Regions from separate parts of the Homo sapiens genome. Here region 1 is linked to region 2. The links are chromatin loops, found by intact Hi-C in ENCODE. Cell type or tissue: chondrocyte. All regions are shown on one strand. Links, peaks and the distances in the headings refer to the core of each region. The heading gives the core; the rest is flanking DNA. Region 1 holds the start of CACNA1B (calcium voltage-gated channel subunit alpha1 B). Region 2 overlaps EHMT1 (euchromatic histone lysine methyltransferase 1).

Region 1 (7,286 bases), core at 1,082-6,081, 50 kb after region 2:
TGTGCGATCTGTGCAAGGCGCAGGGAAGTCCCAAGGGCCAGGATTCACCATGCCTGCGTGATGCCATCCCCCGCTGGCAGGAACAAGGGGAGGACGCAGGAACTGGAACTGGAGAGAGAGAAAGGAGAGTGGTGGGTGCCTGACAGGGCCGGAGCTTCAATTGAGGTGCACAGCCAACCCTCGGTGACCTGGCAGGAGGAAGTCAGGGGAATAGTAGACACCTTGGCCTTGCTCTTTCCTTCCCTCAAGGGCCTTTGGTGCTCCTGTTGGGCTAGCATAACCAGAAACCACAGGTCAAGGAACAGGCTGATGTGGCTTTCAAAGGCCAGCTCCAGCGTCACGCAGCACGGAGGGAAGGGCAGAGCAGATGTGGCGAGCCCAGCCTCCAGGCGCAGGGCTGCAGCAGTGGCCTCTCGTCTTGGCATCCCTCGAGAAACTCCACCCCTGCATAGCATCTCCACTTCTGTCCCCAGTAGGCAATTCTTAATTTCCACCCTGTGACTAACAAGCTCTTCCCTCTGTCTTCCCCATCTCGGCAAAGGGCATCCCCCTCGACTCAGTCACTCAGACCAAAAATGAAGAGCCTGTGTTTCTATCTCTCCTTCACATTTACACTGGACGCACTCTCTCTAAGAGAAAGAGGCACTGCTCATGGCCCCCATGTTCAAACCACATCATCTCTCTCTGTGCTGCTGTCAAAACCCCTCCCTGGGCTCTGATTTTTCTCTGTGACAGGCCAGTTGGCAGCCTCCCCGACAGCCTTAGCACCTGCTTCCCAGCTAAGCGAACCCTGATTTTGTTTGGGGCAACTATGTGCTCGCCTAGTGGGGGCTGGCCATCCTGGTCCACTTTGACACATGTTCACTTTCCCACCCTGTTAAAGTCAGGGCCGGCCACATGGCCCATGGCCTAACGGGGTTAAAGAGACACTTGCAGGGGGAGCCTCTGAGAAGCTTTTCCTTTGTTAGAAAAGAAAATCGTAACCTGATTCACAAAGTGGTCATCCTTTGTACACCTGCCACTTCCTTCCCGTTTGAGATGCTGGTGTAGCGGTGTGATGCCCTGTGCTATGACAGCCACCCTGGGGCATGAGGCAACAGGCAGGAAGGCAGAAAGTGTATGTGGGGATTTTGGAGGGAGGAGAGATGGTGGCTTCGTATTCAGTGAGATCACAATGGCATCGTGCAAGCTGCTGCTAGCTGGGAAGCGGGTTGTTCGCCTCTGAATGCATCCTAAGTGATTCAGCACCCCAGCCTCCTGCAGTCCACACTCCACACGGCAGCCCGAGGGACCCTTCAGAGGCCTACGCGCCTCTGCTCGGAACTGTGCGGACTGCCTCCCTCTCAGAAGGCGCAGCCCGCACCCGGCCTCACTCTGCACTCAGCGCCTTGCGAGCGAGCTTCAGGTCCGAGAGGGTCCCTTGTTCCCGAAGGTCTCCCCGACCCCGGGGCCGCCTTTTTGGAGGTTGTGAGGACCCACGGGCCTGCACGAAGTGAGCGCTGTGTAAATGGTTGCTGTGCTTTGTACAAAACGGTCAGCTCCGTGAGGGCAGAGCTGGGAGCCCAGGACAGGCCCGGCCCGCGGTGGGCGCTCAAGGAGGCCTGGGGAATGGCAGTGACCGTGACAGGTTCCCTAACGGGGCGTGGCCTGCAAGGCGGTCAGAGGCTTCTCTGAGCTGAGATCCCGGAGCCAGCCCCGTGCGTGGAAACAGCAGGTCCCGCACCCGGGCTGGGGGCCCCCGACAGAAGCGTCCGCGTGGCACCAAGGCCGCGAGCCGAGCGCACCCGGAGGGTTGGGAAGGCCGGGGACCCGGCGGGGACGGGGCGGGCCGGCCCAGGCCTGGCGCCCAGCTCTGGGCTGCAGCCCCAGGGCTGGTGGCGCCTCCGGGCGGAGCGAGGGGTCCGTCTGGGCCGAGTTTGAGGAGCCGAGGGCACCCAGGGGCGGTGCGGCCGGCAGAGTGGGCTCCGGGGACGGCCCGGGCTGGCGCTGAGCGGCCGTCGAGGACCCACAGGCTCGTCCGCTCCTGGGCCCGGCCCAGCCCCGGGGTGGGAGGCGCGGGGCGAGGGAGGCGCAGCCGGAGGGGCCGGGGCGGGGCGGGGGCGGCCGCGGGGCGGGGCCGGCGCGGCAGGGTGGGCGGGGCCGGCGCGGATTGGCCGGGCCCCGCCACGTGACCGGCCCCTTATAGGGCGTGGCGCGGGGCCGCGGAGTCGGGTGAGGCGGCGGCGGCTGCGGCGGTGGGGCCGGGCGAGGTCCGCTGCGGTCCCGGCGGCTCCGTGGCTGCTCCGCTCTGAGCGCCTGGCGCGCCCCGCGCCCTCCCTGCCGGGGCCGCTGGGCCGGGGATGCACGCGGGGCCCGGGAGCCATGGTCCGCTTCGGGGACGAGCTGGGCGGCCGCTATGGGGGCCCCGGCGGCGGAGAGCGGGCCCGGGGCGGCGGGGCCGGCGGGGCGGGGGGCCCGGGTCCCGGGGGGCTGCAGCCCGGCCAGCGGGTCCTCTACAAGCAATCGATCGCGCAGCGCGCGCGGACCATGGCGCTGTACAACCCCATCCCGGTCAAGCAGAACTGCTTCACCGTCAACCGCTCGCTCTTCGTCTTCAGCGAGGACAACGTCGTCCGCAAATACGCGAAGCGCATCACCGAGTGGCCATATCCTGCCGGGCGGGGCCGGGCGGGGCCGGGCGGGGACCGGGGTGGGGGCCGGGGCCGGGGCCATCTTCCCGGTGGCCGGGAGGGCGCGACCTGGGGAGGCGTCGGGAGACGGGCGAGGGGGGTACGGAGCGCCCCAGGGCCCCTCGGAGCGGCGGGTGCGGGAGCATTTCCGTGAGTGCGGCGGGCGCGGGGCGGAGCCCCTCTGCTCCGGACTCGTCCCTCCGCACGCCGGGTCCTGGGGATCCTGGTCGGTGCACAGTGCGCGGCTAGCCTGGAGGGCACCGAGGGCGAAGCCGCGTCCGTGCAGGTGCGAGCGCTGTGGGGACGCGGCCGTGCGCGCGCCTGGCTGCAGGTGCCTGCGTGTGCGGGCTGAGCTGGAGCCTGGCGCTGCGCGTGCGTGCGCTCGCGATGCGGGCTACATGCATGTTCACGTGCCTGTGTAGGTACATGTGGCTGCGTGTCTGGAGGGAGCAGCGTGCGCCTGCGCGGGGTCTCCCTCCAGCCTCGCCTGGGGGCGCTCGGCCCCCTCCCCTCGGGGCCCTGGAGTCGGGCGGAGCCGGGCCGGAGGCGCTGTCCGCGGTGCTGACGGCCGCCCGGGTGTGCCGAGGGGCTGGCGGCCCAGACTGCGGAGGCCCCGCCTCGCGGCCGCCCCTAGGGATGGGGGCAGGGAGTGAGGGAGACCAGGCCGCTTCCGCCAGGAGAGGGGCTCCGGACCCAGTTGTCTCAGCCCCTCCGGAGACGGCCTAGCGGTGGCTGCTGCACTGGGCTCTGCTGGCGTCGGCCTCGTGTTTCCCTCCGTGCGGCGTCTGCCGGCCAGTCCTTAACTCACGCACTCCATTCGAGTATATGATCCTGGCCACCATCATCGCCAACTGCATCGTGCTGGCCCTGGAGCAGCACCTCCCTGATGGGGACAAAACGCCCATGTCCGAGCGGCTGGTGAGTGCCCGGCTGGGCCTGAGGGCAGGGTGGTGGGGAGGCCGCGACTCCACTTTCCTTTATGGTCTGTGCCTGAGAACAGCTTCCTCGGGCAGGGTCGTCTGGGCAGTGCCCCTCGCGTCTGAAGGAAAAGGTAGGCCTGGCAGATAACACCTTCCTCGAGGGCCAGGGCAGCTGGGGTCACCGGCTTAGCCCTGGGCGTGGCCACGTTAGCCCTGGGCCAGTCTGCCCTGTGCCACGAGCTACTCCTGCACCTCAATGGCTGTCCTGGCTTTCGGCGCTAGACTTTGATCCAGAAAACCATGTTCTAAACTTGGGGTGGGGAAGGGGCATTCATGTCTTCGGGAAGGTCAGCTCTGAATGCCATGTGTGCCCTGCTGGGCTGAGATGGGCTTTGGCCTGGATGTGGGAACCCTGAGCCTCATCCTCCAAGTTGTCTTGTGCGGGCCTGCTTGGAACCTCTTCTCCAGTGGGCCTCACCATCCTGTGGGAAGCATTCCTTCTCAAACATTCTGAATCATTTTTACCTGTCCCCAGATTCCAGCCAAGAGGCCCCCGTGGTAGCCCCCATTGGAGCATAGAGTCTGTGTGAGTCAGGGTGCCAGGGCAAGGTCTCCGTGGCTCAACAGGAGGCAAGGTGGAAGGCCAGCCCTGTGGGGTCTCTGGAGGGGCTGGGTCAGAGGAAGGGCAGCATTTTGGAGGTGAGCAGTTTCTGAGGTCAGAGCATGTCCCCCAGCCCCCACTCTTCCCTGATGCCTGGCCCCATGTCTGGGTTCCGAGTGTGCCTAAAGACTGGAGCCTCCAGGTGAGCAGAAGGCAGAGCAAGTGGGGGCCCAGGGGGTGCGGGGCCAGAGGCGTCCAGGAGACGGCCTCTCTGGGGTGTCAGGAGCTGCTCCCTCTTCCCTTAAGCCTGGCTTCCGCCCCCACTAGCATCCTGAGACAAGAGCTATTCAGACTTTAGCCCTGAAACTGAACTCCCTTTGAACCTGGGCCACCGCAGGCCCAGGAGTGCAGAAGGGGAGACAGGGAGCCTGTCCTGGAGGTGAGGCACCAGGAGGTGAGTTATGGGTGGCCGAGGTGAGGAGGTCTTAATGGAGCACAGTCTGGAATGCCCAGTGGTCTGGGTTACGGCCGGGTGAGGAGGAGGAGCATGGACAGCCCAGCCACACCATGAGGCAGGCGTGAGTCATGGTCCCTGTGGGGGACTTGGGCAGGACCCTGGTGGGGCCCATTGCTTTCTGGAGGCTGGAGAAGAGGGTGAGCTTGAGAGGAAACAGGCAGAGAGCCTTGAATGCCAAGTCACAGGAAGGAGGGCAGGGCCAGGGTCAGAGGGACGCAGGCCCAGGAGCCAGGCCGGGGCGGGGGCAGGGAGGATCAAGCTGTCTTGCCCTGCCAGGCAGTGGGTGTCCAGCCTTGCAAGTTCCTGCCTCGCAGGTGTGGGAGGGTTTACTTTGTGGTCATAGGTTGGGGAGGACACTTCTAGGAGTGGCGAGCTAACCTGTTGGGAAAACTGCAGAACATGCCCGCCCTGAGCCAGCCTAGAGGTCTGGGGAGCTCTTGACCAGTCCCAGTCCCATGTGCAGGCCCAGCCATTGATGTCCCCTGGGATGGAGGGGAGGCTGTGCTGCTGCCCACAGAGCAGGCCGAGGCTGGGTGGTGCAGGGGCAGCCCCTCAGTTGTCTCCCAGCCTGGCCCTGGGCGAGGCCTCCCTGGTTCCCTGCCTCTCGGGGCTGTTTCCCACCTCCCCGTCGACTCTGGAGCTACCTCGAGCCAGGCCCCAGCTTGCAGTGCAACACCAAGCTGCCTGCACACCCATCCCTCCCACCTAAGCCAGCCTTCAGCCATGGGCTGGGCAGGGCAGAGCTGTGAGGAGAGGGCTCGGGCTGGGGGCTCCTTCCCAGCTGAGGGTGCTGGCTGGTCCTTCCTAGGCGTCGGGCCTGTTCTCTTTTTCACCAGGAAGTTTCCTGTGAAGATCTCTGTCTGCTGCGGCCCCACTGTTCCCCTGGGGCAGATGGTCAGCAACCCCACCCCTTGGGAAAAGGGGTCCCTCCTAAACAAATCAGACCAGAAGGCTCGAGGCCAGGAAGAGCATGGGCGAGTCAGCACGGGTCATGATGGACCCTTGGGTGCTGGTAGCTTCTACCAGGTACTGCCAGCCAAGCCTTGGGCCAGCTCCACCACAGGACAGGAGGAGCCCAGGCTGAGTAAGGTGGGAGTCAGATGCGGAGAGCCCTCGAGAGCCTGGCTTCCTGGGGAGGAAGGCACAGGCTGTGGAACTGGTGGCACTCACCTCACCTGGCAGCTCTGTGGCAGCCCAGCAGCTGCTTCTTCCTGTGACTTCCACAGTCCTGAAGACGAACCCTCAGGGGAGGCCCTTGAAGCTGGTCTCCTCTCCCCACCCCTTCACCTGCTTCCTAAGGCAGCAGCCCTGGAGTGCAGGTGTCCGACACCCCCATGCCAACCCTGCACATGCAGCTCCCTCAGCCCAGCTTCCCGGGCTTGCCTTGCACAGGGCCTTTCCCTGCCAGCCCCACGCGTGTGCTCACGAGGAGTCTTTGGGGTCTCCCTAAGCTCCACACAGCCCCATCTCCACCCTGTTTGCTGCTTCCAGCTCGGCACTGGTAGGGCCTGGCTCTGCTCTCTCATGTCCAGTAACTGTTGGCTGGAGCTCAGCCTGGGGTGCAGGAAAGGGATCTTTTTAGGATCAGCTGTCTTCATTCCTTTGGCTGCTCTGTTCCCTCCACCTGGATCCCTTTCTCAAAATCGAGCTGTGGAAGCCTTGCCTGCAGGCGCCACGCCCTCTGGGAGGCTCCCTGCGGTCTGAGCCCAGGGTGGCTCCCAGCTTCAGGCTCAGACTGTGGCTGGCTGCCTCCAGGGTCCTCACAGATGTGGCGGTCGTCGCTCAGCACACTCAGGGCTGAGGTTGTGCTTCTCATTTCTGTTGTTTTCTGCCGAGATGTGCATGTTCTGGTTACCCGGGTGCATGTTGAATGCATAAACGGGGCCTGGACTGAGTTCAAGAAAGCCTGAGCTGTATCCAGGCAACCTTGTGCAGGTTCCCACCCAGAGGCTGCTGTGGCCTCTGCCTGGCTCCTGGGCATCTCTGTGCCTCTGTCTCCCACATGTTAGAATGGGGATGACCTCATGGGGTATTAAAGGGCCACCCTAGTTGATAAAGGAAAAACTACCTGATAAGCACCCACAACTAGTACTGTTACATCACTGTCTTCCCCGAAGCAAGGCCCACTGCATGGTGCTAGCAGGGAGATTGGGGCCCCACTGTGACGTGGGCAGAAGCTGAGATGCCAGGGTGGGAGGCACGAGGGGCCTGCAGGCATGACTGGGATGTTGCTGCTGTAAACAGTGGTGTCCCCATTAGGGGACATGTGCAGACAGCAAGCAGGCTCAGTGATGGGAATGGCTCCTTGGAGAATCTGCAGGGTGTTGGGGGCAAGGTGAGGAGGGTCAGACCCTCACGATAGCTGTGGCCTGCACATGGTGGGGTGGGGTCCTCACCAACCGTCTCTGCCCGCTACTACACCGGGTAGGGGCCAGGGGTGACCACTGTTCTGCGCTTCTCCTAGGACGACACGGAGCCCTATTTCATCGGGATCTTTTGCTTCGAGGCAGGGATCAAAATCATCGCTCTGGGCTTTGTCTTCCACAAGGGCTCTTACCTGCGGAACGGCTGGAACGTCA
Region 2 (7,286 bases), core at 712-5,711:
TGTGGGTCCATTGTTTTGTGTGTGTGTGCCCGTGTCATCACCACGCAGGCTGCCCCGGTCCCCTTGGTTTCACTTCTCATTCTTGTCGTCTACACCGGCGGGGCTGCCCAGTGTCAGGGAGGAGGCGTGGCCTTTCAGGACTGTTTCCCGTGATGCTGTTGTGCAGGCGTCGGGATGCTTTTATCAGAATAACAAAGTTCTCTTTTCTGTCCCAAAGAGTTTCATGAATTGTTGTTGAATTTTGTTGAACATTTAAAAAAATCTATTGAAATAAGCCTATGATTTTTCTCCTTGTTCTGTTAATGTGAATATCTGATTTATATGCTATTGTTACTGGAAATAATTTATGTGTATTTTAACCATGTGGCGTCAGTGCTGTGTTGTGTGGTCAGTCTGGGTCCATAGGGGGTGGGTGGGTGGGGCGGTGTGTTCCTGTTTCTGTGCCGTCTCCTTGCTGCCATATCTCCTGCCCTGGTCTCTCCTTCCAGCATCTGGCATCTCTGTAGGTCTGTTTCTAGCATCTGTTTTGCTGCTTATCTTCTTCTTTCCCTGTCTCCTCATGTTTCTGGTTAGTTTTGTTTGAGTGCCAGACATTGTATTTTCAAACCTGCTTGAAGAAGATGCACTGGGTCACCCCGGTCCACTTCCAGGCACCAGGAGGCCTCAGAGCTAAGCTGCAGGCCGTGGCCTCTGTCACCCCAGCTGACTTTAGCCTCCAGGTGGCCCTGGTTCCTGGGGCCTGTCTCAGTCCGTTGAGGCTGCTGTAACAGAACACCATAGACTGCACAACAGACTGGTTTCTCACAGTGCTGGAGGCCAGAAGTCCAAGGTCAAGGCACCTACTGGTTTGGTTCTCAGGAGGACCCCACCGCCTGGCTCATGGAGGGACCCTGCCTTCTCACTGCGTGATAACCAGTGAGACCAAGACAGGCGGGTGGAGCCGCAGCCCAGAGGAGAGGGGAGAGCTTTGCTGGGGCTTCGAAACCACCTCCTAATGGCAGCATTGTGCACACAGGCCTGTCTCCCTGCTGATGCGGCTGTGGCCTTCACTGGCCAGGTTCCTCCTGCTCACCTAGGGCCGCACCTCCCAAACTGTCTGTGTGGAAGGGCCATTTCCATATTCCCAGTTCACTGTGGGCCAATCCTTTTGTAAAATAAGGACTGCAACTTACCAGGCTGCTTTTAAGTTGTCACATTCAACAGGCACAATACTGCTCCATCAGATCGCTGCTGGAGGCTCTCAGTTCCTTGACTCGCTTGTCATGTTGGCCGGGGGGTCCCCGCCTCCTCCCCCACACGTCTGTGCTGTGCCTTCACACCTGTTCCATGGCATGGACTTTCTGTGCTTCCTTCTCCTGTCTGGAGCCACGCCTGCCCTCACCTCCTCAGGGACATCCTGTCAGCACTCTCCACACTCCTTGATGCCCCAGAGCTGCCACACTCGCCTGATTCCTTGCCTTCCAGTCTGTCTGCAACCAGATGCAGCCAGGCCTCGCCTCCCATGAGTGTCCCTAAGTCCAGGGCAGGCTCTGGTCCCCACCCACCCGAGGCAGCAGCATCTAGCCCTGCTCCTCCCTGCACCCTCTCACTTCTCAGCCATGGACACACAGGCCCAGGTACGGTTCTTGTTCATTTTGGGGATGTGGAGAGCCACGAACACACCAAAGCCTCCTAGGTGTCTGCTACAGCTCTGACCCACGCCCGGACCCCAGACCCCAGACCCCTGTCCACCTGAGCGCCAAAATCTCTGGGTGCCAGGAAGCTTTCTGATTCTGCCTTCAAAGTATTTCCTGGACCATTGCAGTGGGCACCCACCCCTGGGTCTGCCCCAGCCCTGGTGTTGCCATCTGTTCTCAGCCTGGGGCTACAGGGACCCCAAGCCCTCTGCTTTTGGCTCAAACCTTGCACAGCCCATTCCCCACTGACTGCCCCCCTCCACTGCTGTCACAATTGCTCGCACTCCCTCATGCTGTTCTGGAGCTGTTGAACATGCCCTCTGGGATCCTGCCCACCCGCCCTCCCGGTCCTTACCTTCTTTAGGCCTTTGTTCAAATCTCCCATCAACTTGGCGCCCCAGGGAGCCCTCTCCATGGTGTGCTTGCCCGAAACCTAGGTGGAAGGTTCTTCATCAGAGAAACCTTGGAAGAGCAGCACAGGAGGGTACATTTAAAGCCCTCAGCGGTGTCCGTTCCTTTGAGGGTTCTGGGATCTGAAGCCTCTGAACCGTAGGAGCAGCTAGGGGAGGCCGTGCCCCTGTGTGAAGGGGCTCCTTGTGCCAGCCGACAGGGTGCGACGGGGTGGTCGGCCCGGCTGCCATCGTGGGAGGGACGTGGACGAACGGCACGCAGTGGGAGGCCATGGGCAAGGTTGATGGCCCATGGGGGCGGCCCCTTTGTCTCTTGGGGCTACAGCCTGTGCTGTGACCATCCACAGGCCCCAGGGGGGTGCTGGCGGGCATCAGGGAAGTCCCGGTGACAAGGGGCATCAGCAGGGGTCAGAGGGGTGTGCCCAGGAGGAGCCCCTCTGCATTCTTCAGGGTGCATGGAACCCACACCCTGTCCCCAAAGATGCCCTGGACATGCCCTGGGGTGGGGGGTGGGGGGCAGCACATGCCAGGCTGCCACATGTGTGTGTGGCCTCAGGGAGTCTGGGCTGGGTCATCAGGCATGACCATTGCCAAGGCCACATCCTGACTCTAGGCCCCTCTGGTCTGGGCAGTGAGGCCAAGCAGAGCACAGGGTCTCGAGACCCCATGACCTCTAGGGTCACGCGGAGGCTCCTGGGGTCAGACTGAGAAAGGGGCTCGTCCTGAGAAGCCACAAAGTGTGCTCCTGCGGGGGTGCGGGGTGGGGGAGGTACCACGTCTCCCGGGCAGCCACAGATCCCACACTCACGGCCCAAGTGACGCTTGGTGCAGAGCTGGAAGGTTCTCAGGGTGGGAGGAGGGTTATTTTTAACGCACTGCACTAGAGCATCTCTAAGGCCGGTGGTTCTGGACAGAAAAACCACAAAAATGAGAAGACCAGGAATAGCAAGTCCCCAGCCCTGGGGCCTCATGTCTGCAATGAGCCCTTGGTGGCTCTGAGCAGTGCCAGTTCAGCACCTTGGAGAGCTGCCGCCTCTGTGCCTCCCCTCCTGCTTGCTGCGTGGGGGCTTGTGGAGCCTGCTAGGAATCCTGGGAAGAGCCCAGATGGGCCTGGCCCTCCCAGATGGCCTCTTTTGCCTCTGGCGAAGTGAAGTGAGCACCTGTAGTGAGGTCCACTCCAAGCACCAGGCCCGGGTGTCTGTACAGAGCCCGGGTGGGGCATCCAGGCACCACGGGGAGGCCCCCGCCCTGGTCTCACAGACGTTGCCACTGGAGCTCGTGCCGTGCGCCCACTGCCACCACCTGTCTGCCACCTGCACCTCCTCACCTGCGGCAGCACTTTCTCCACACAGGTTCTTCTCTGATGCCTCTTCCCTAATTTTAAAGGCATTCAGGTCTCTTACTTAGTTAAAAAATAGAAGAAAAATGTTTTACTTCTCTGCCACTTCCTTCAGAGATTCCTTTTTCTTGCCTTTGCAATTCCTTTTTGACCACACATTGTGAAAATTTTCAGACATACCAGAAAGCAGAGAGAATCAGGAGAGTGGAGACTCCTATTCCCCCACTTGGACTTGATGGTTGTTAGTATCTTGCTTTATTTGTTTCATCCTTTTTTGCTGATACAGTGTAAAGTTAGTTACAAATGTGACATTTTACCCCCAGTGACGTCAGAGTGTGCCTGTGAATAGTGCTGCCTGACGAGATTGAGATTGCCGTCACGTGAGGTTCATCTACAGACTCCTAGTTTCCCCGATGTCTTTTCCTGGTTCGCCCCTCTGGAGTCAGCTGGGGCTGTCCCTTGTATGATACTTGGCACATCCCAGAAGTTTCTTCCTACCAGCAGCCCACACAGTGGCCTATGGGGGAGACTGGCCAACGGCCTGAGAAATCCCATGGTCCACATTTCTGTGTGCCCCCCGTGGTGTCACCTCACTTGTTCTCTTATCCCGTGTTTGCGGCCAGCTGGGAGGAAGGGCTGAGGTTTGGCGACACTCACACCGGGGCTGCTGTGTCCCATAGGGAGCTTTATGGCCACCTCGACTGGCCACCCCGAGCATCCATGCCTTCCCTGTTTATTAACAGACATTCTTCTGTTTAAATAAATAAACCTTAAACCTGGGCTTTGTGGTTACTCCTCAGAGAAAGGCAAGATCAATGCTTTATTCTTACCATTTAGTTATCAAGTTTCAGAGGGAGGAAGTAGCAGCAAAGAAATTTTGGTCTTTTTTTTCTTTCCTCTGTTTTGAGTGTTAATGTGGGCTCATGGATTTTTACTTTTTTTTTTTGTTTACATTTTTACATGTGTGTTTGATCAGTTATAGCCATTCTTATTTAATGGTCAAACTGCCCCATCTTTGGCCATGGGGAGCCCATGCAGGCGAGCCCGTCTCCTTTGGTGACACTGCTCTTCGGTACCATGTGACACCCAGGCCTCCCTTATGTTCCTTGCCCCACACTTGGAATCAGCCATTTCTCCAGGATGTCCTTGTGCTTTTGGAAGAGAAAGATTTTTAGACACTGAAATGAGACTCTGGGGTGCCCACTGCTGTCAGGGTGCCATGGGCTCTTGACTCACTTTTCAGAGGACAGAGTTATGAAGTAAATAGATTTTTAAAAATGTGTTCATGTTAATATTTCCAATTCAAATTTAACAGTGTAGAGTTTTTATCCAACTTCTTTGATTTTATATTTGCATCTCTTACAATAAAAATTTTGGTTTCTAAAATCTTTAGTTTCAAAATAGCACTCCAGATATTACCGATAACAGTAAGCACCAGTCCAGCTCCCGGATGGCATCTGCGCTTCTTTGCAGCGTCTCACTCCTTAGAACATGTCCCATGGAAGCTGGGCCCAGTCTTGTGCTTCGCGGCACCAGAAATGTTGCTTGTGTGATTGTGTCACTGGCTTGATAGGCAGTTACATTAATTTTAGTTCATTTTAAATGTTACAATTTAATTTTTTGTTTTTTGATTGTGTAAAATTTTTGCATGCTTGGGAAGTTCACACCCAGAAAAGCCTTGCTTCTCTCCATGTTCTCTGTATTCTGTTTCCTGCTGTCTTAGTCCATTCGAGCTGTGATAGCAAAACACTGTAAACCGTGAGGCTTACAAATAACAGGAATGTATTTCTCACTGCTCTGGGGGCTGGAAGTCCCAAGATGAAGGTGTTAGTAGATCTGGTGTCTGGGGAGGGTTTCCTGGTTCGTAGCCAGTGCCTTCTCACTGTGTCCCCACGTGGTGGAGGGGGTGCAGCAGTTCTCTGGGGTCCCTTTTATGAGGGCACAATTCCCTCCACTCCCATGACCTAATCGCTTTCCCAAAGCCTCACCCTAACCTTGGGGTCTCAGCCTGTGAGTCTGGTCGGGGGGCACACACATTCCAACTGTAGCACCTGCAGTAACCATCAGCAGAAATCGAGAAAAAATACTCAAGTAGATTTCTTATTCCTTCTCTTTTCTTACACAAAAAGTGGTAGAGTGTAGATAGTGCACGAGCCCTTACCTTTCTCCCGACAGGATTTGGGGAGAGTCATCATATTGTCCGTACATGGAAATCTTTCTCCTTCTTTTTGGGGCATTCAGGTTGATTTCAGCCCTTGCTATTTATCTCAAATAATGTTGCGTACAAGTCAATTTGTTTGACTTTACCTGTCATTAGGCAAATCTCTGAGATTCTGTTCATCCACCCAGTGATGGCTTCAGCAGCCAGTGAATTTCGATGTAGAATTTCCGTTGGATTCTTTTTCTGTTTCTCCGCTGAGACTTCTCATTTCTCTGATATTTTCATGCCTTGAAATCTTTCTTTGTTCTTCATTGAGGACAGCCTTAGGAGCTGCCTTGAAAATACGTGTCTGTTGGCCCAGTGTCTGGTTCATCTCAAGGCTGGACTCAGTTGAGTGTTCTTTCGGACGTGTTCGTTTCCTCAGTGTTTCAAGCGTCAGGTCCCTTGAGTTGTTCCTGTTAACATGTGGGGAGGACTCTGGTTTCTCTTCTGCGTGGGCCTTGTTTCCCTAGTGCGATTGGCTGGGCCCCTTCTGCAGGCCCGGCCTCTCTAGTGGTCCCTGTGCTTTCGCCTCAGTCCTAGGATTGGCTGGGCTCCCTCCACAGGCTCCGCCTCCTACGTGGCTGCTGCACTTCGCCCCAGTCCTAGGATTGGCTGGGCTCCCTCCACAGGCTCCGCCTCCTACGTGGCCGCTGCACTTCGCCCCAGTCCTAGGATTGGCTGGGCTCCCTCCACAGGCTCCGCCTCCTACGTGGCCGCTGCACTTCGCCCCAGTCCTAGGATTGGCTGGGCTCCCTCCGCAGAACCCCCCAACCCCACGTGGCCCCTGTGCCTTCCCTCCAGTCCTAGGATTGGCCAGGCTCCCTCCACAGGCCCCACCTCCTACATGGCCTGTGTGCCTTCATTCCAGTCCTAGGATTGGCTGGGCTCCCTCCTCAGGCCCCGCTTCCCACGTGGCCTCTGCACCTCGCTCCCGTCCTAGAATTGGCTGGGCTCCCTCCACAGGCCCCGCCTTCCACGTGGCCTCTGCACCTCGCTCCCGTCCTAGAATTGGCTGGGCTCCCTCCACAGGCCCCGCCTCCCACGTGGCCACTGCACTTTGCTCCCATCCTAGGATTGGCTGGTCTCCCTCAGGCCCCGCCTCCCACGCGGCCTCTGCACCTCGCTCCAGTCCTAGGATTGGCTGGGCTCCCTCCGCAGGCCCTCCCCCCACCCACCCATGTGGCCCCTGTGCCTTCTCTCCAGTCCTAGGATTGGCTGGGCTCTCTCCGCAGGCCCCGCCTCCCACGTTGCCTATCTGCCTTACTCCAGCCGTCCTTCTCTGGACTGTTGTCTTTATCTGGTTCTGGTCGGGCAGAGATTTGTGTCACAGACTTTGACACCCCACCCATCTTAGAAGCTCGGAGCAGCGCTGTGTGCTCTGCCAGACGAGCTGCCCCTGGTGAAAGCTGGGCCTGGCCCCTCCAGTCGGAAGCCCCTCACTCTCCATTTTGCTGCTTATCAAGACCTTCGTGTGTGCGCCGTTGCTAGTTCCGGAATTGCATTCTGCACGAGGAGGGGTCGCCTATAGATTCTTAGTCCATCAGACCCCGAAGCAGAGGCCAAAGTCCACGCCAGGTGAGCCACTCTGAACTCTGTTTCTTTGGGGTAAACCAGGAGGCAGCTTCCCGCGCCTTTGGCTTTGGGGGCTGTGGCTGGTC

Evidence for each region. Peaks named below come from ENCODE experiments on the same cell type or tissue, not always from the same donor. Only the 100,000 strongest peaks of a DNase experiment are listed, where the experiment ranks them.
Region 1: it touches region 2 in a loop (8-fold over the local background); 1 of 110 quality-filtered maps calls a loop at or near these places.

What each region holds. Positions count from the first base shown.
Region 1 is chr9:137,875,573-137,882,858 of GRCh38, forward strand. It overlaps CACNA1B (calcium voltage-gated channel subunit alpha1 B), which reads left to right and starts at 2,210. Exons shown (of 47, transcript NM_000718.4): 1 at 2,210-2,645; 2 at 3,482-3,587; 3 at 7,172-7,286. The coding sequence starts at 2,362. CACNA1B-AS2 (CACNA1B antisense RNA 2) reads right to left here. Exons shown (of 4, transcript NR_121583.1): 2 at 7,265-7,286; 3 at 1-108. RefSeq lists enhancers at 2,403-3,318, 5,587-6,088. In chondrocyte, for the core only: a CTCF peak has its summit at 3,119; DNase peaks (open chromatin) are centred at 1,562, 1,689, 3,115, 5,321 and 4 weaker places.
Region 2 is chr9:137,825,741-137,833,026 of GRCh38, forward strand. All of the region lies in intron 25 of EHMT1 (euchromatic histone lysine methyltransferase 1), which reads left to right. Among named protein-coding and RNA genes, the nearest start is that of MIR602, 9.0 kb to the right of the region's middle. In chondrocyte, for the core only: no CTCF peak of the experiment used is centred there; no DNase peak of the experiment used is centred there.